Linked DNA regions of Mus musculus: region 2 is linked to region 1. The links are chromatin loops, found by intact Hi-C in ENCODE. Cell type or tissue: left cerebral cortex. All regions are shown on one strand.

What was found. Peaks named below come from ENCODE experiments on the same cell type or tissue, not always from the same donor. Only the 100,000 strongest peaks of a DNase experiment are listed, where the experiment ranks them.
Region 2: a loop joins it to region 1, with 2.4 times the contacts of the local background. A loop is called at or near these places in 7 of 42 quality-filtered maps.

What each region holds. Positions count from the first base shown.
Region 1 is chr14:27,026,433-27,034,432 of GRCm38, forward strand. No RefSeq gene overlaps it. Among named protein-coding and RNA genes, the nearest start is that of Il17rd, 8.6 kb to the right of the region's middle. In left cerebral cortex, CTCF peaks have their summits at 3,535 (motif pointing left) and 4,900 (motif pointing right); DNase peaks (open chromatin) are centred at 3,508 and 4,900.
Region 2 is chr14:26,664,541-26,672,540 of GRCm38, forward strand. It overlaps Pde12 (phosphodiesterase 12), which reads right to left and starts at 5,306. Exons shown (of 3, transcript NM_178668.3): 1 at 3,708-5,306; 2 at 1,838-1,916; 3 at 1-1,427. The coding sequence starts at 5,012. The coding sequence ends at 985. Mir7672 (microRNA 7672) reads right to left here and starts at 5,068; the gene lies at 5,007-5,068. In left cerebral cortex, CTCF peaks have their summits at 3,110 (motif pointing right), 4,694, 4,895 and 6,585 (motif pointing left); DNase peaks (open chromatin) are centred at 2,593, 4,029, 4,585, 5,179 and 1 more place; H3K4me3 peaks cover 3,776 bases; H3K27ac peaks cover 1,614 bases.

The DNA of each region.
Region 1 (8,000 bases):
CAAAGCTGAGGTCCCCAAACACCTGAGGTCTGTTCTCCATCAGCTGTCGTTCTCAAGTAGGACATACTGTGACTCAGAAATCAGAGAGGAAGCTGACCGTGTGCATCGGAGAAGCATCGTTCTCGAGGGGCAGTGGTGGACTGTGGGTCGGGGAAGCAGGGTCCTAGAGGTGCAGTGATGAACTGTGGGTAGTAGGTAGCCGTGGGCAGCTTCACTCACACCGGTTTGGTTTTATTAGCAGACAACATGACAACCATGTGGACTTCAAAGTCTTACATTTTATGCTGGGGAAAGGCTGTTGCCATTGTCCTTGTCACACTGCCTTATGGAAGCAGCCCAATTTGTGTCTTTACCTGGTTAGCTTCTCCACACTGTTCTCTCAGCAATGTCTCTGATGATGGACATTGTCAAGTGTCATACCGGGGTCTAGCAGCCATGGTGCCTATTTAACATATCAGAGTAGATCTGGCCTCCAGGTTTTCCCAGCATCCCTCAGTCCCTTCTGTTGGGGACTTGGGGGGGTGGCACATGACCTGCCCTTCAACAGAGGCTCTTCCATATATAACCCAGACATTTGGCTGCCCGCCCCTTTTGTATCTCTGACCTCTGGGCTGCTGTACTTGGTTCCCCTCTCTCCCTCCCCCACTCCTCTCCTACATGGTTCAGGCAGGGTCGGGATCACTCTGGACTCTCCCAGATGTAACTGCCTCTGGCTATGCTCTTCCACACATCTATAGTAAACTTTCTCCTCCGCCATGCCTAGTAACAGTCATGGCCTTTCCTTCTCTCCCTCTTTCTCTCTTTCTCTCTTTCTCTCCTTTCTTTCTTTCTTTCTTTCTTTCTTTCTTTCTTTCTTTCTTTCTTTCTTTCTTTCTTTCTTTCCTCCTTTCAGACATCAAGATTGTTTCTTTTATTTTTCACACTAATAGCAATAATGTTACTGTATAGACCTAATATCTGTTAGCCCTCACCCAGATTTGTATTGAAAGATCCTGGCAGAATGTAAAAGGACACAGAAGCCCTGAAATTGGCAAGATAGACGTCAGTGTTAGCAGAACTAGCTTCACTGATTTAGAAAAATAGAGGTGCACAATGCTCTGGCCACTCCTTGAACCTGTGTGTCTGCCAAAGTTCTGACCAGGTGTGTGCCCATTGCTGCACCTTCATTAGACTCTTTCCTTGTACCCCTCCCATACTCATTTCTTGAGAACAGACATTGTTTAGATCTGGGAAATCCCCTAATCTCCCCCTTCTCCTTTCCCCCCTGAGGGCCTATAAAAACTGGGAACTCTTTCCCCTCGAGGACGACTCCTCTACCCCTGCGTGGGATATGAGTCGTCCCCAGAGCTCTGGCTTTCCCCAAATAAAGCCTCATGTGGTTTGCAACAAGCTCGGTCTGTCGTGAGTTCTTGGGTGTCTGCTATTGTCCTGAGGCCTGAGCGAGGGGCTCCTCTCGGAGTCTTTCATTATGTCAAACCCCTAATTGACAAGGAAACAGTGACAAGAGTGGGTGGGCCTTTGGGAACATTAGTTCCTGAGGGTGAGCCCTCATGAGTGGAATAACCTTCTCTCTCTCTCTCTCTCTCTCTCTCTCTCTCTCTTTTTGAAACAGGGTTTCTCGTGTAGCCCTGGCTGGCCTCGAACTCAGAAATCCTTCTGCCTCTGCCTCACAAGTGTTGGGATTAAAGGCGTTTGCCACCACCACCCAGCACGGATAACATTCTCTTAAAAGAGGCTTGAGGGTAGGTGTGGCTCAGTGATAAAGCATGTCTTTAGCATATGCTCATGGGAAGCTAAAACATCGCCAAAGATGGAGCAGGACTGTTGTGGTAGTGTAGCTAAATTTGTCACCAGTGGTAGCGTCTGGGTTGGGTGTTTCCAGGCTTTTGGCCTCTTAGCTAAAGAACTAGAAGTGAGGGCTCACATAGATTTGCAAAAAAAGGCAAGATAATTTTATTTGGAGCAAAGAGATAATATAGGTCAAGGAAAGATATACAATCAAGACAGACGTGGAGCCCCGTGAGCAGGAGTATCCAGGGCTGTGTTATTGTTCCAGCCTTCTTTTTAGGTGGCTCAAGAGAATGAGGGATGGTTTCTAGGCTTCTCTATTTCAGTTGATAGTCTGGGTTATGTGTTCAGCCCTTCCCATAATACCTTTAATTGTAATCATATGCATGCCCAATTATGTGTGTTAGGGTGGGAAATGGGGGATTCTCTCTACTACAGAGCGCAGTTTTGCTCACTGCCTAAGCACTCAAAATCAGGTCAGGCCGGCTTAGCCCTTACATTCTTTATATTTGGATATTAGGGATATGCTTGAATAGAAGCTGCCTTACTTTGATCGTTGTAAGTGACGGGGGAACTCATACACTGTTCAGAGATGGGAGGAAGTGTATCTCTGACATAGGTGAGATTTTAAGGGGCTTCTGAAGATGCTAAGTGAGTTGTTTGGAGAGGGGTATGTGCACACAGGGAGAAGGAACTAGGCTGCTGCGTGTGTTACAACAAGGGAGGTGGAGTGTGCTGTATGCACGATCTCAAAGCGAATGGGGGCTCCAGGGTACTGAAGTCTTTCTTACACCTTCCTAACTCAGGTTTATTTCTCCCCAGAGCTCTCACTGGGGAGCCACTGAGCAATTCTGGAATTATCTCAGGTACAGACTAGTCTGGGTCCAATTAGTAGACAGAAGCCACATGATTTAAACAGGAAAAAAATAATACAAGGAACTAATGACTAAAATAAGAAATAAGAAAAAGGAGGAACTGGTAAGTAATAAATAGAGGGAACCCTTAAGGGTATATAATTGAAATTCTCAGAAAAAAAGATTAGAATATATTTTTAAAGAAGGTTGTAGTCCGGCAGTGGCGGTGTACGCCTTTAATCCCAGCACTTGGGAGGCAGAGGCAGGAGAATTTCTGAGTTGGAGACCAACCTGGTCTACAGAGTGAGTTCCAGGACAGCCAGGGCTACACAGAGAAACCCTGTCTTGAAAAAATCAAACAAACTAACTAACTAGCTAACTAACTAACAAACAAAAAGGAAGGTTGCAGGATACAACTGTAAGCCCTGCAGTTAGGAAAATAAAGCAGGAAGATTTTGAGTCTTAAAGCCCTCTTCCTCTCAAAAGAAAACAAGAAAAGCAACAGCTACTGCTTAGGGCTGAGAAAAACAACCCAAAGTAGATCCCCTCTGCCAGAGCAGAAACCTGGATCTGGGGAGGGCAGCCATGCTTCCCTGGGTGACAGAGAACTTGCTTTGACACTGTGCTATCTTGAGAGCCACTGAGAACGAGAGAGGCTCTGGCTACTGGCACTTCTGGCTGCTGTGCATTGCAAGAGGCAGCTTTTGTAAAATCTGGTATGGGGAATGCTGCATACGTAGCAGAGCTGGATATTATAGAACCAGCCTCCACTTCAGGAGCTGGAAAAGCCACCCAGTGGTGATGGAGAACTCGCTGGAGAAGAGGCCTTGAAGGACCCGCTAGATTGCAGGAACGCTTCAGCAAGAGCGTGCTTTTCTTCGTGTGGCGTCTCTTTATCGCCCTCTACTGACAAGTACAGTATAACGCTAGCTGACAAAGGAAAACGGGAGACCAGCTTCATTCAGTTTTGCCTAACGGTTAATGATGGGTGAATTTTGAACCTAAGAGGCAACAAACTGATAACTAGTATAAGCACTTCCCTTAGAGTACTCGCCTTCCGTGTGTTCCTCTCACACGTCCGAAGGTCTATGACTCCACCTAATAGGACACAGCCATTGCAGGAATGAAGATGCCCTCATCTTTTGCGAGAAGCTCTTTCCAAAACAAACAAGCAGTCCCAACAGCAATTGTATGTATTGCTAGCTATATTAATTAGTCACTGTCCCACCGGTTATTTAAAATCTAAACTAAAGCCAGGCACGGAGATGCAAATCTGGAATCCCAGCATCTCAGAGATAAAGGAAGCATCAGGAGTTCAAGGCAGCTACGTAGTGAGTTCAAGGCCAGTGTGAGCTACATTAAGACCCTGTTTCAACCCCTCCCCCAACCCTACCCACAAAGGACTAAATTTTTGTTTTGTTTTGTTTTTCGAGACAGGGTTTCTCTGTGTAGCCCTGGCTGTTCTGGAACTCACTCTGTAGACCAGGCTGGCCCCAAACTCAGAAATCTGCCTGCCTCTGCCTCCCAAGTGCTAGGATTAAAAGATGTGTCCCCATGGTTGGAACCTGGTTGGAACTCTTTAATTGATGAACAGACTCAAACCTCAATTCCCCAAACTCTGAATACCCAGTAGTCCTGCTTTTCAATACACATACATACACACACACACACACACACACACACACAAACATACACACATACACACATACATACATATGGAGAACCTTTTGGGGTACCGCTTGGCAGGAATCTGACATTAGGCCATGACAAAGAAGTAAGTCCAGACAGGGACCTGACATTGGCCAAGGACAAGGCAGTAAGAATCTGGTTTTAGAGTAGAACAAAGAAGTAGGCTCAGATATCTTGATCATCCTTAGAAACAGTGATCACCGGAGTGATCATGGGGCTTTGTGTTTATTGGCTTGCTTGTTCCTTGACTATTGTCTTGCTTGAGCCCTCTTTGTACTACTTGCCCTGAATACGTGCATGTAATTAAAAAGGTATAAAACATGGATTGGGAAAATTAAATTTGCCTTCAGTCTCAGAGTTGACTGGGGTCATGCTACAATGTTGTCTAACTATCTTTCTTCTTTTTAATCCTCACTCCTGAGCTGGAAAACCTGTTGACTGACTGAGTGGGCTTGGTCACATACATACATACATACATACATACATACATAATGTTAAGCTATAGGTGTTTTGTCTATATGTACGGCTGTGTACCACATACCTGCAGTTCCCAAACCTGCCAGAAGAGGGCACTGGATCCCCTGGAACTGGAGTTAGAGACAGTTGTGAGCTACCTTGTAGATGTTGGCGGTTAAACCTGATCCTCTGGAAGAACAATCAGTGCTCTTAATGGCTAAGCCGTGTATCCAGCCTTGGCTCTGCCATTTTTGGTTGCTAAGTTTCTATTAACATTTTCAGCGGTCATGGAAATATTGAGTGCTGTACCCAAGAGTCCCTAATTCCAGAGATCATGATCTTTGCCCCTGCTGTGAGAAACACTAAATTCCCCTTTGAATTAGGGATCAGTCACTCCAGCCAAGAAAGAAATGCCTTTCAGTGGCAAAATGGCCTTGTGACAGCCTGACCTTTCAATCCAATGGAGTCATCACTAGACTCCCTTTGAGATTAAGATCTCTAGGCCAGCAGATTTCAAATTTACTGGAAAGTAAAGCAAAAACGGGGCTGGAGAGATGGCTCAGCACTGACTGCTCTTCCACAGGTCCTGAGTTCAATTCCCAGCAACCACATGGTGGCTCATAACCGTCTCTTATAGGATCTGATGCCCTCTTCTGGTGTGTCTGAAGACAGCAACAGTGACAGTGTACTCACACATATAAAATAAATAAATCTTGAAAGAAAGAAAGAAAGAGAGAAGGAAAGAAAAGCAAAAATGATTTCAGAGAGTTAATAGGTGTGATGGGGAGAAACTGCTTCCACTTACTGATTGGCAGAGTGATTCGAGGGAAACCGGCACCAGTAACAATCCCTAATTCCAAAGACACACTGTATCTATGGCACAGTCTTTGAAACATTATAGTGCATTTGCAGTAAACCTCTCCAAGTTTCAGTTAGGTCATCTGCCTCATGGAGATATGTCATAACACCAGGGAATTCCCTGGGCACTCCCCATTGAGCTTGCCTTCCTGGGAAATGACTTCCTAATTAGATGCAATGATTTGAGGATGTCTGATTTGGCTTAATACATTGCTCTGTAAACCCCCAGATATGTTATGGTGCTGGTAGACTGTGTTGTGAATTATAAAAGACAAATATCTCCTTATGGCAAGAAAAAAATGATGAGATAGAATGAAAGGCTACAATGAACCTGTGGTATTAGATTAGAATTCAGATTATTTAAGGAACTCGAGGTACATATATACATGCAAAGAGAAGTAGATAAATTATGTACATGTAAATAAATACATATATGCATACATTAACAGACATAAATATATATCCTGTAATATACCCTGAGAAGGCCTAGGAGTGGTGAGATTTCTAGTAGCAAGGCATACAGCTAGAACATAGTGTATAAGTGTGAGACTCAATACAGGAGTCATAGATTCTTGGAGAAATGGTTTATTCAAGAGCTAGGCAGGGAAAATACAAAGACTGAAAGACATGGATAAATCGGAGAAGTCTGAAGAGATGGTGATTGAACACAAGGTGGTATTCTGGACTGGGCGTGCATTTCAATGCTCTGGTCCCCGGTTGGAAACCTTCAGCCCACTTTAGACAATGCGCTTTGAGGCTAGTCCTCAAAACATCTAATGTGCACTCTTCAAAAAACCCTTAAGGTCGCCAAACAGAAAGTCTGAGAAACAGTCACAACAAGGAGCAGCCTAATAAAGTCAGATAACTAAATGTACTGTGGAGTCTTGATTGTGAAACAGAAAGTAGCCTCACTTAAAAACTTGGAAAGCTGGCACGGGGGAGACAGTTTAGTGAGTAAATGTGCCCTCCATCCTTTGTGATGGACATTCGTGATGGATGGAAGAACTGACTCCAGAGGGTTTGCCTCTGATCTACACACACACACACACACACACACACACACACACGAGGGGGGCAGGTGTTTGAAAGCACATGAATTCATCAATTCTAGGACCTATGGGGTTCGGTAGAATACATATCTAGCCTAATGTTTGAGGCCCTGGGTTCCATCTTTTCGGCACTGAAAAACCAAACACAACAAATAAACAAAACAACAGAGCAAATATGTCATAGCAATATCAACAATAGAGGCCAGGATGAAACACGGGGTTCATTCTTAGAGGTTTCGTAGCTTATCTCTACCAGGCAGCCCGGAGCTTCATACCCAGCACTGGAGGTGGGGATCTTATAGGGAAAACTGGGTATGAAGTATACTGGAATTCATTCAATACTATACTTTTTATGTTTTCATAGATAAACAGATAGATAGGCAGATAGATAGATAGATAGATAGATAGATAGATAGATAGATAGATAGATAGATAGATAGATAGGTAATGTCTGGTGTGTGCATATGTGCTTGTGTGTGCAGATGCTCTTTTGTAAACCAAAGATCAATGTCTGGTGTCTTTCCTCATTAAACTTGATCTTTCTCTGTTGGTGGTGGTGATTTTTTTTTGTTGTTTTTTGTTTTTTGTTTTGGTTTTTTGAGACAGGGTTTCTCTGTGTAGCCTTGGCTGTCCTGGAACTCACTCTGTAGACCAGGCTGGCCTTGAACTCAGAAATCCTCCTGCCTCTGGCTCCCGAGTGCTGAGATTAAAGGCGTGCACCACCACGTCCAGCTTTTGGTTTGTTTTCTAGACAGTGTTTCTCTGTGTAGCCCTGGCAGTCCTGGAACTTGCTCTGTAAACCAGGCTAGCCTCAAGCTCACAGAGACCTGCCTGGTTCTGCCTCCACGTATTGGGATCACCACCACTGCTCTGCTTACTCTAGATTTTTTTTACTTTCTTTTTTACTGAAACAGCCGGAACAATGATGACGCTCTAAAATCTGTGGATAACTATGTCATATATTGCATTAAGGTTCTGGCTTCAACAATTGTACTCTGGTTACATAGGGGTAAATCTTTGGAGAATTTGAATGAAAATTATTTTTGGTACTCTGTGAACGATTTCTGTACTACTTCTATGAGCTTAAAATTGTTTTGTGAAGGATTTTATTTGAAATGAACTTGAAGTATTGCTACCTTTTTAGAAAGAGAAATCCGGTCGGTCTCTGGCCCTGCATACTGCTCTCATCACTGGCCTCACGACGACACACGCATAATTTTGCAGGTACAGACTAGGAGAGTGGCCTGTACACAGACGGCTAGATTTTATGGAGAGCAGTTTGGAAGTAGTGAACAAAGTTGGAAGC
Region 2 (8,000 bases), 360 kb before region 1:
TTCAAATGTTGGCTTCATCTTCAAATTTTTTATATAAATTATGTGGCACTATTCTGTTCCTCAAGCTATAATGCTTACATCTATAAAAAGTTTATTTCAGATATTGACAAAAACCCATTGTCCCCTTTTTTCCTATGTATGTAGCCCAAGCTGGCCTTGAACTGTGTAACCCAGACCAGAACTGACCTCGACGCAGTCCTGCCTCACGTACCTGAGCACTAGGATTACAGCTATAAAGCACCATGCCTGCTTCCCCTTTTCCCTGTGTGCTTATATTTTATGAGTAAGAGCAAAGGCAAGGGATCAAGTCAAGTCCCCGTCCCTTTGAATACTCTTTTGTGCTTGTATCCTACTATTAAAATGAGCTCAAGTGCAAGTAAGAAGACAAAGTAGACGCGTTTGAACCGTCGTTTGTACACTGAAAACAACGCAGGAAGGAAAATACCTTGCTAACTGAAAAACGAAGAAGCTATAAGAATTGGTAATGGTACATTTTAATCTTTTGTTAAAGCTCCAAAATTATAATAAATTCTAACCAAATTGAGGTAGTGACAGACTAATGTATTCCATGTGTCTCTGAAGTCTCTCACGTTTTACCTACATGTCCCCTCCTTCCCCAATTATATTAACATAATTCAATGTAAAATGTGCTGTGAAAGAAAAATTGAGATTATTCAAATAGTACTTAAAAGTCGTAATTACCAGCTTAAAAAAACTTATAAAATGTACACAATAATTCAATTTTCTTCTTGCTAGTCATAAATATGTTTTCCTCTAAATGTAGGGAATTTTAAAAAGGAGGATAACGATATTATATGATGCAAAGATGAATTAGTTCTGTAACAAAGCCGTCTGGAACATAACCAGTAGGGAATGACCATTGAGTCTGGTGTTGCCTCACTGAAGGTTGATATATGGGCTTTGTTTCATATTACATTTTTTTGGACAGTTCCTAGCTTCCTTTCAGAGTTAGTGAAGTAAAATCTATTTCCATTTTAAGTCACATACAAGTGCTATGTGATCAGAAGGATGAGAAACACTAGGTAAGGCCTGGTGGGTGGTAACTTCTTCATGACTAGGTAATGGAATCACCTGTTCAACCTCTAAAGTATTTAAGTCAATGAAAATGTAATCTAGACATCCGTGAAAGCCACCGACATAATTTGTGTAGGCAGGTTCACCACAAGCACTCTTCAGTTTGAAACAGTGTGAGAGAGGCATGCTGCATCTCTCCTCTTCCCCATTGGAAGCCCAGTCTTCATGATCCTCTGCAATGCTGCCACTGATGACAAAATGATACATGCCTGTTGATGGTGTACTATTAAAGTCTCCACAAAATATAACTGGTATGCCAGGATAGAGATCACGTGAGACATGTCTAATATGAACCAAGGCTACTTCCATTTGAATGAGACGAATGTATCCACCTACAAACAAACAAACAAACAAACAAACAAAATTAGTGCTAAGTATTTTTTAAAGCACCTCCCACCCTGAGAGCACATTGCACCCACAAATCATGGTACCTGAATTACATTCAACACACACACCTTACTTTTGATTTTTTGATAAGAGTTTTGAAATCCACGTTGGCCTAGAACTTGAAATCCTCCTGCCACAGCATCCTCAGAGCTGATTACATGTGTGTACCACAACCCGAGCCCTATCAAACTCTTATCTTGAATGTCACTCAGATTCTACAGGCTATTATTTCACCTTTATATTTAGCCTGTGTGTGTGTGTGTGTGTGTGTGTGTGTGTGTGTGTGTGTGTGCGTACAGCTTTAATAACATTGAGTCTCAATGTTTAAGTCATTGTAAAGCTAAAGAAAACCTACCTTTTGGGTGCCAGTAGAGATGGGTATTAGCAACACATATCTTTTTGGAAGAGTCTGTTGTAGACTGAAGAACTGAAATCTGTAATAGGAAACATCAATGTTCAGTTGGTGTCTGCCGATCTCCTGAAAGTATTTTTGGTTTTGGTGTTGGTTGTTTGAGGCAGTTTCTCACTGTATACTCCTGGCTGTCCTAGAACTCACTATGTAAACTAGCCTGGCCTTGGAACTCATAAAAGTCATCTGCCTCTTCCTCCAAAGTTCTGGGATTAAAGCAGGTGCCATAATACCTGACTCTCAGGCTGAGCTATTTCATTCCACAATCTCTTGAAAACTAAGACACCAAGTTTTAAATCTGACACTACAAGTTTTAAGGTATGTAACATGAGTAAATATAACATTTTAGTAACCATCCAATATACACCATTATGAAAAAATACATTGTAGTTGATAAATTTAAGATTGAACTGTTTCTGCCAGGCAGTGGTGGCGCACACCTTTGATCTCAGCACTTGGGAGGCAGAGGCAGGTGGATTTCTGAGTTCGAGGCCAGCCTGGTCTACCGAGTGACCCTGTCTCGAAAAACCAAAAAAAAAGAAAAAAAAAAGATTAAACTGTTTTCAAGTGTGAAAGCACTTACTTGTCCTGGAGTCAGATCTGTTTGAACAGTCTAGCATTTACAGCACTGTGCCTCGGAGTAAGGTAAAGAAACCATATCACCTCCCTCATAGATGTGTGTATTCAATTAAATGAACTTACATAAGAGTGCACAGAACACAGTGGTGCTTGAAAATGGGTAGACATTCCTTTACTCAGAACAAAACCCATTACATAAAAAACTCTGAAAATGCCCTTAAAGACGATGAGCTTAGTAGCACACAACTTTAATCCCAGCACTTAAGAGGCAGGTGACTCTCAGTGGTTCATGCTAGACTGGCCTACATATCCAGTTCAGGACATCCACCGATACACAGTGAGACCTCATCTCAAAAATATCAACAAAATTCAACAAAGGAAACAAAATAAAATAAAACAAAACACAAACCCACAGATTAAAGCTACGTTCACACCCTGAACAATAATGCTAACATTGTCAAGTGGCTATGAATCCTGGCTTCATACTTCTTTCTATCTATCTATCTATCTATCTATCTATTTAATATATGTGAGTACACTGTTGCTGTCTTCAGACACACCAGAAGAGGGCATCAGATCCCATTCTATCTATCTATCTATCTATCTATCTATCTATTTATTTAATATATGTGAGTACACTGTTGCTGTCTTCAGACACACCAGAAGAGGGCATCAGATCCCATTACAGATGGTTGTGAGCCACCATGTGGTTGCTGGGAATTGAACTCAGGACCTCTGGAAGAGCAGTGAGTGCTCTTAACCACTGAGCCATCTCTCCAGCCCTTCATACTTCTTTCAACTAGCATAAGGACATTAGGAACATTTTCTCATTTATTAAAAAAGGATAGTATCTGTAAAAACAGATAAGCCAATTACTTTTTCTTACACACTAGTTAACAATAGAGACGAAACATCTTAAAACAGGAGGGACTTAGACTTGGGAGTGCTTTAAAGTGCTCTTAAAACGGTACGTGACAAGTTACTATGTCTACCTGGATTGTAAACACTAAGGAATGTCTCTATTCATCTTGTTGAAGGCAACCTGCGGCAGGATAGGCACACTAGGAGAGGTTAAAATGTGCTGAATTAAGGAACAGGCTACACTTTCAAGATGCTGGAGCAAAAACACTTTAAAGAAATGCGTATTTCCAATGACGAGTACTAATACCCAACCCCCTATACTCCGGCAACCCCTAATCCTGGGCGAGTATGAAGAAAACAAGCAGAGCTACTTGACCTGAAGGACAGATGACCTCTGGAGGACCTTCTCCTGTGCTAATGGGTTCAAAGCCAGCTTCTCTAGTAATTCTTTGTGCAGTGGGTCCGACTTGAGGGCTTCTTGAAAAGAGATGTCATGTTGACTAAGGAGCCTGAACTTGGACTTCCGGTAGAAAGTGGCCAGGCCTTCGTGCTGCTTGATTCGGAACACGCCCTCCAGCCCGAAGGCCTCCAGGGCCGGTACCAAGCTGTCGGAGAACACCGCGCGGTCCACCTCCTGCAAACAGATGAGGTCTGCGTTGTAGCCTGTGAGCTCCTTCTGTATGAGATTCTGGCGGTAGTCAAGCTCCAGGGCGTAGGGGGCACAGTACGGGTACAAGACCGTCCGAGAGAACTCAGTCTGGGCGTACGTGTCTGCCAGGATGTTGTAGGAGACAGTGCGGATGAAAGAGTCCTCCGTCACCTTCTTGGTGTACAGATGTCGATGGTCAAAAGTGCAGGTGCCAGGCCCGGCCTCCACCGGGCACAGGCTTTCTAGCTCCCGGCTTGGCCCGAAGCGCTGCCCATTGCCCGGTGTACAGTGAAGCCGGAGCCGGAGCCCGATGTCTGCATTGCACGGGGTGTAGACGCGCTCGTCCACACCGGTCTCGATCCAAGCTGAAGGCTGCGAAGAGTGAGACGAGGACGCGGGGCCGCTGTCCCCAGGTTCTGCCGCCCCGGGTTTGACTTCCTTGTACCAGCGGAACACGGAGCTGGCGGGATCCCCAAATTCCACGCCGAGTTTGGGGCACACAGGGAAGCCAGCCATGATGTAGCGCGGCAACTGCAGCTCCGTGAAGGTGGGCGGGTTGCGCTCCACCTTGTACTTGACGTCGCCGATCTGCAGCACCGCTCCGTCCTGCCAGGCGTCCACATTGAGCACATCCTCGGCCACCGCCTCCTCCCGGTAGTACAGCTTCACCACCGGCTCGCAGGTCGCAACCGGCTCAGGCCCTGTAGCCTCACAGGCCGCGCCACCGCTCGAGTGGGCTCGGTTCTTCCTGCTCTTCTTGGCGGCCGCTACCTTTGCGTGTCCCTTGAGGGCGTTGGTAGCGATCCGGCTGAGGGCCCGGCCCAGAGGCTCGCTCTGGTCCCTCTGCATGTTTTTGTGGCTGCCGTCGGCCAACGCGAAAGACAGGCTGAGCTTGGGCTCCGAGGGCACACAGCGCACCACCGCGCGCTCCATGGCGCGCACCGCCTCGTGAGTCCCTGCCTCGGCCCGGCTGCGCCGCTCCACCACCGACCGGACCCCACGAAGCGCGCTGCGGCCCGGGAGCCTCCACATGAACCTGGCAGCCGACGAGATCAGAGATCCAGAGTCGCCCGCTGTCAAGTCCACCGGGAGGAGCGGCCGTGGCCGGGTACAAGACCCATTCAGACCGTGGACTTCCGGTCGGCGGCAAGCAGAAGCCGGGGTGTGAGCATCAAGCGCGCGGTGTTCCCGACTCGCACTTTCGCCAAGGCCACTTGCCAGCTCCTTCTTGTCTTGACCGCCGGTCTCGAGTTTCGAGCGCCTTGGTGTTTTTATTCAACATGGGTAAAAGGCGAAGAGTGAAGGAAATATAAGAGTGCCCGAGGGAGCTACCAGAACCCGAAGTTTTGTTGAAAGTGTAGGCTGAGGGCGGGAACAATAGGCTTACGGAACCGGAAGTGACTGGGCGGTGCCTCCGGGAAACACTAGGCTTTCTGTCATTTCCAGTTGCTCCGGTTATGGCTGTGTGTAGGCGCCGGCCTCCTCCCCAGGATTGCAACGTCCGCTCTGCACAGTTGGCGGACCTGTTCCCTGGTCTTTCGAGGTGTGGCGGGTCGAGTGAAGCTAAGCACGACAAGTGTGGAGCTTGTGGTAGCTAAGGAGCTCCGAGCCGCCCGCCGGCTTCTTCCACCAGCTTGTGAGCTCTGAGGATACAAAACACAAGATGCATAATGTACTTGAGCCTCGCGCTTTTGTTGTTGTTAGGTTTTGAGGTAGGTTTCCTATCCGCCTTGGAACCCAGGAAGACTGAGTCAAAGCTACACAGCATAGTAAATGATAGAAAAAGTACAGACATGTTTTCGAAAGCTGTTAGTGGTTTAAGTAGTAAAGAGCTTGGAAGACCTTGTCTTTGTAGGGTTGAAAGGTTTAGCAAATAAAATTATAGGACTCAGGTAAAACTTTAAGAACTCTTTAAACGAAGACGCTAAACCCCTCCCCATTTTACTTAATTTGAAGATTAAATTTCGCCGAGAGTTTTATTTCTTAATACGAATGATCTTGGTTTATTTGTAGACCAAAACGAAGTCCTATCTGACTGGAACAGGGAGCCCCGGGAGTACTAGTCTGTAAGAAAGACCCTTCAACTCTACTGAACTCAGATTGTCAGGCCTGGCAGCAACTTTACCCATTGAGCCATTTCGCCAGCCCAGACCTTTTGTTTGCACGGTCTTTTATTTTTCAAGAAGTATTCTGACAATGTCAAATCTCGTGGAAAGCTTGTTTTTAATCCACAAGCTTGAAAGTAATAAGCAAATGCCTTTTTGTTGTTTTTGGTTTTCGAAGCAGGATTTACTTTGTGTATTCCTGAGATCTGCCTGTCTCTGCCTCCTGAGTGCTGGGATTAAAGGCATACACCACCATGCCCAGCTGTAAATGCCACTACTGAAGCTATACTTTTATTAAATTGACTTATAGCCCCATTTGTAATTATATAATTGAAACTTGAGAGATTAAGCAATAGTATGATTTTGATAATACATATTGGAGGGAAAGGACTAGGAACACTTTTATTTTTAATATCAAGAAACACAAACTGGCTGGAGAGATGGCTCAGTGATTAAAAGCACTTGACTGCTCTCCTGAGTTCAATTCTCAGCAACCACAGGGTGGCTCACAACCATTTGTAGTGAGTTCTGATGCCCTCTTTTGGTATATCTGAAGTCAGCAACAGTGTACTCATACAGATAAAATAAAATTTTTTAAAAAAGAAGAAGAAACACAAACTAAGGGTACAGTTCAGTGATAAGAGTACTTGGCTAGCAATTGTGAGGATTTAAGAAGGCCTTAGAGAAAGAAAGTCTGCAAATAGCATAGTTGGTATAGTGTTTGCCATGCAAGAATGAGGATTTAAGTTTGATCCTTAGAACCCAGATGAAAATGCTAGGCAGAATGGTATGTGCTTCTATTCCCAGCTCTGCGATTACAGGTGGAGCCTTGGGGTTCTGGGCCAGACAACCTAGCCTAAATACAAGCTCCAAGTCAATGAGAGAACCTGTCTCAAAAAACCAGGGTGGTTTTTCCTAAGTAAAGACACTGGAAATTGACATCTCACCTTTACACATGAGCATATGTGTGCATGTTCAACTCCCCAAAACACACAACACATGTGTCAATATAGACACATGATTTTCTTTTAAGTTTCAAATTAAAAGGAAAACTACAAAACTAAGCTAGGCGTGGTGGCACATGTGTTCTAGACCAGCCTGGACTATGTAGTGCTACCTCCAATCAATACGAAAGAAACATACCTATAAGAATCATGTCTACCAAGCCGGGCGTAGTGGCGCACACCTTGAATCCCAGCACTCGGGAGGCAGAGGCAGGCGAATTTATGAGTTCAAGGCCAGCCTGGCCTACAGAGTGAGTTCCAGGACAGCCAGGGCTACACAAAGAAACTCTGTCTCGAAAAACAAAAACAAACAAACAATCATGCCTACCTATGTATCATGTATAAATCTTCCAGTACTCATGTGAAGTCTGGTTTACTCTGATTACTTTCATTACAGTAGATGATATTGGCTGTAAACACTGTTTGCTTAGATACTATTTATACTTAGGGTCAAAATGAAACTGTAGTTTTGGGTGATAGTATTCAGAAGTTTTGAATAGTACTTTGTTGCGGCCGCCAGCAGCTCGCAACATGAACAGTTCGACTGATATGGCTACTGGAGCTGTAAGAGAGGAATCTAGACGGGGCGAAAGAAGAAACGGAGCTAAGACAAATTCATTCTGATCAAAGCTCAAATTTTATTGTCGCGACACTAGTTATGAAGGAAGGGGGAGGAGACCCGATTCCCGCCAAATAATCTCGGGTCCAGTAGAAAGGTGAGCACATGTGTGGCTCCGAACAGCAAAGCGGCAGGTTCCAGCAGTGAGCGTGGCAGAACGAATGAGCAGGAAGCTCCACCCCTGAGCAAGCAGGTTTCAGGCTGGGGGAGGGGAGACTACAGTACTTGTTATCAGTTTGGGTTATTTCCCCACATAATTCAAAAGTCAGGCTTGTGGTAGAGTGTTTGCCTA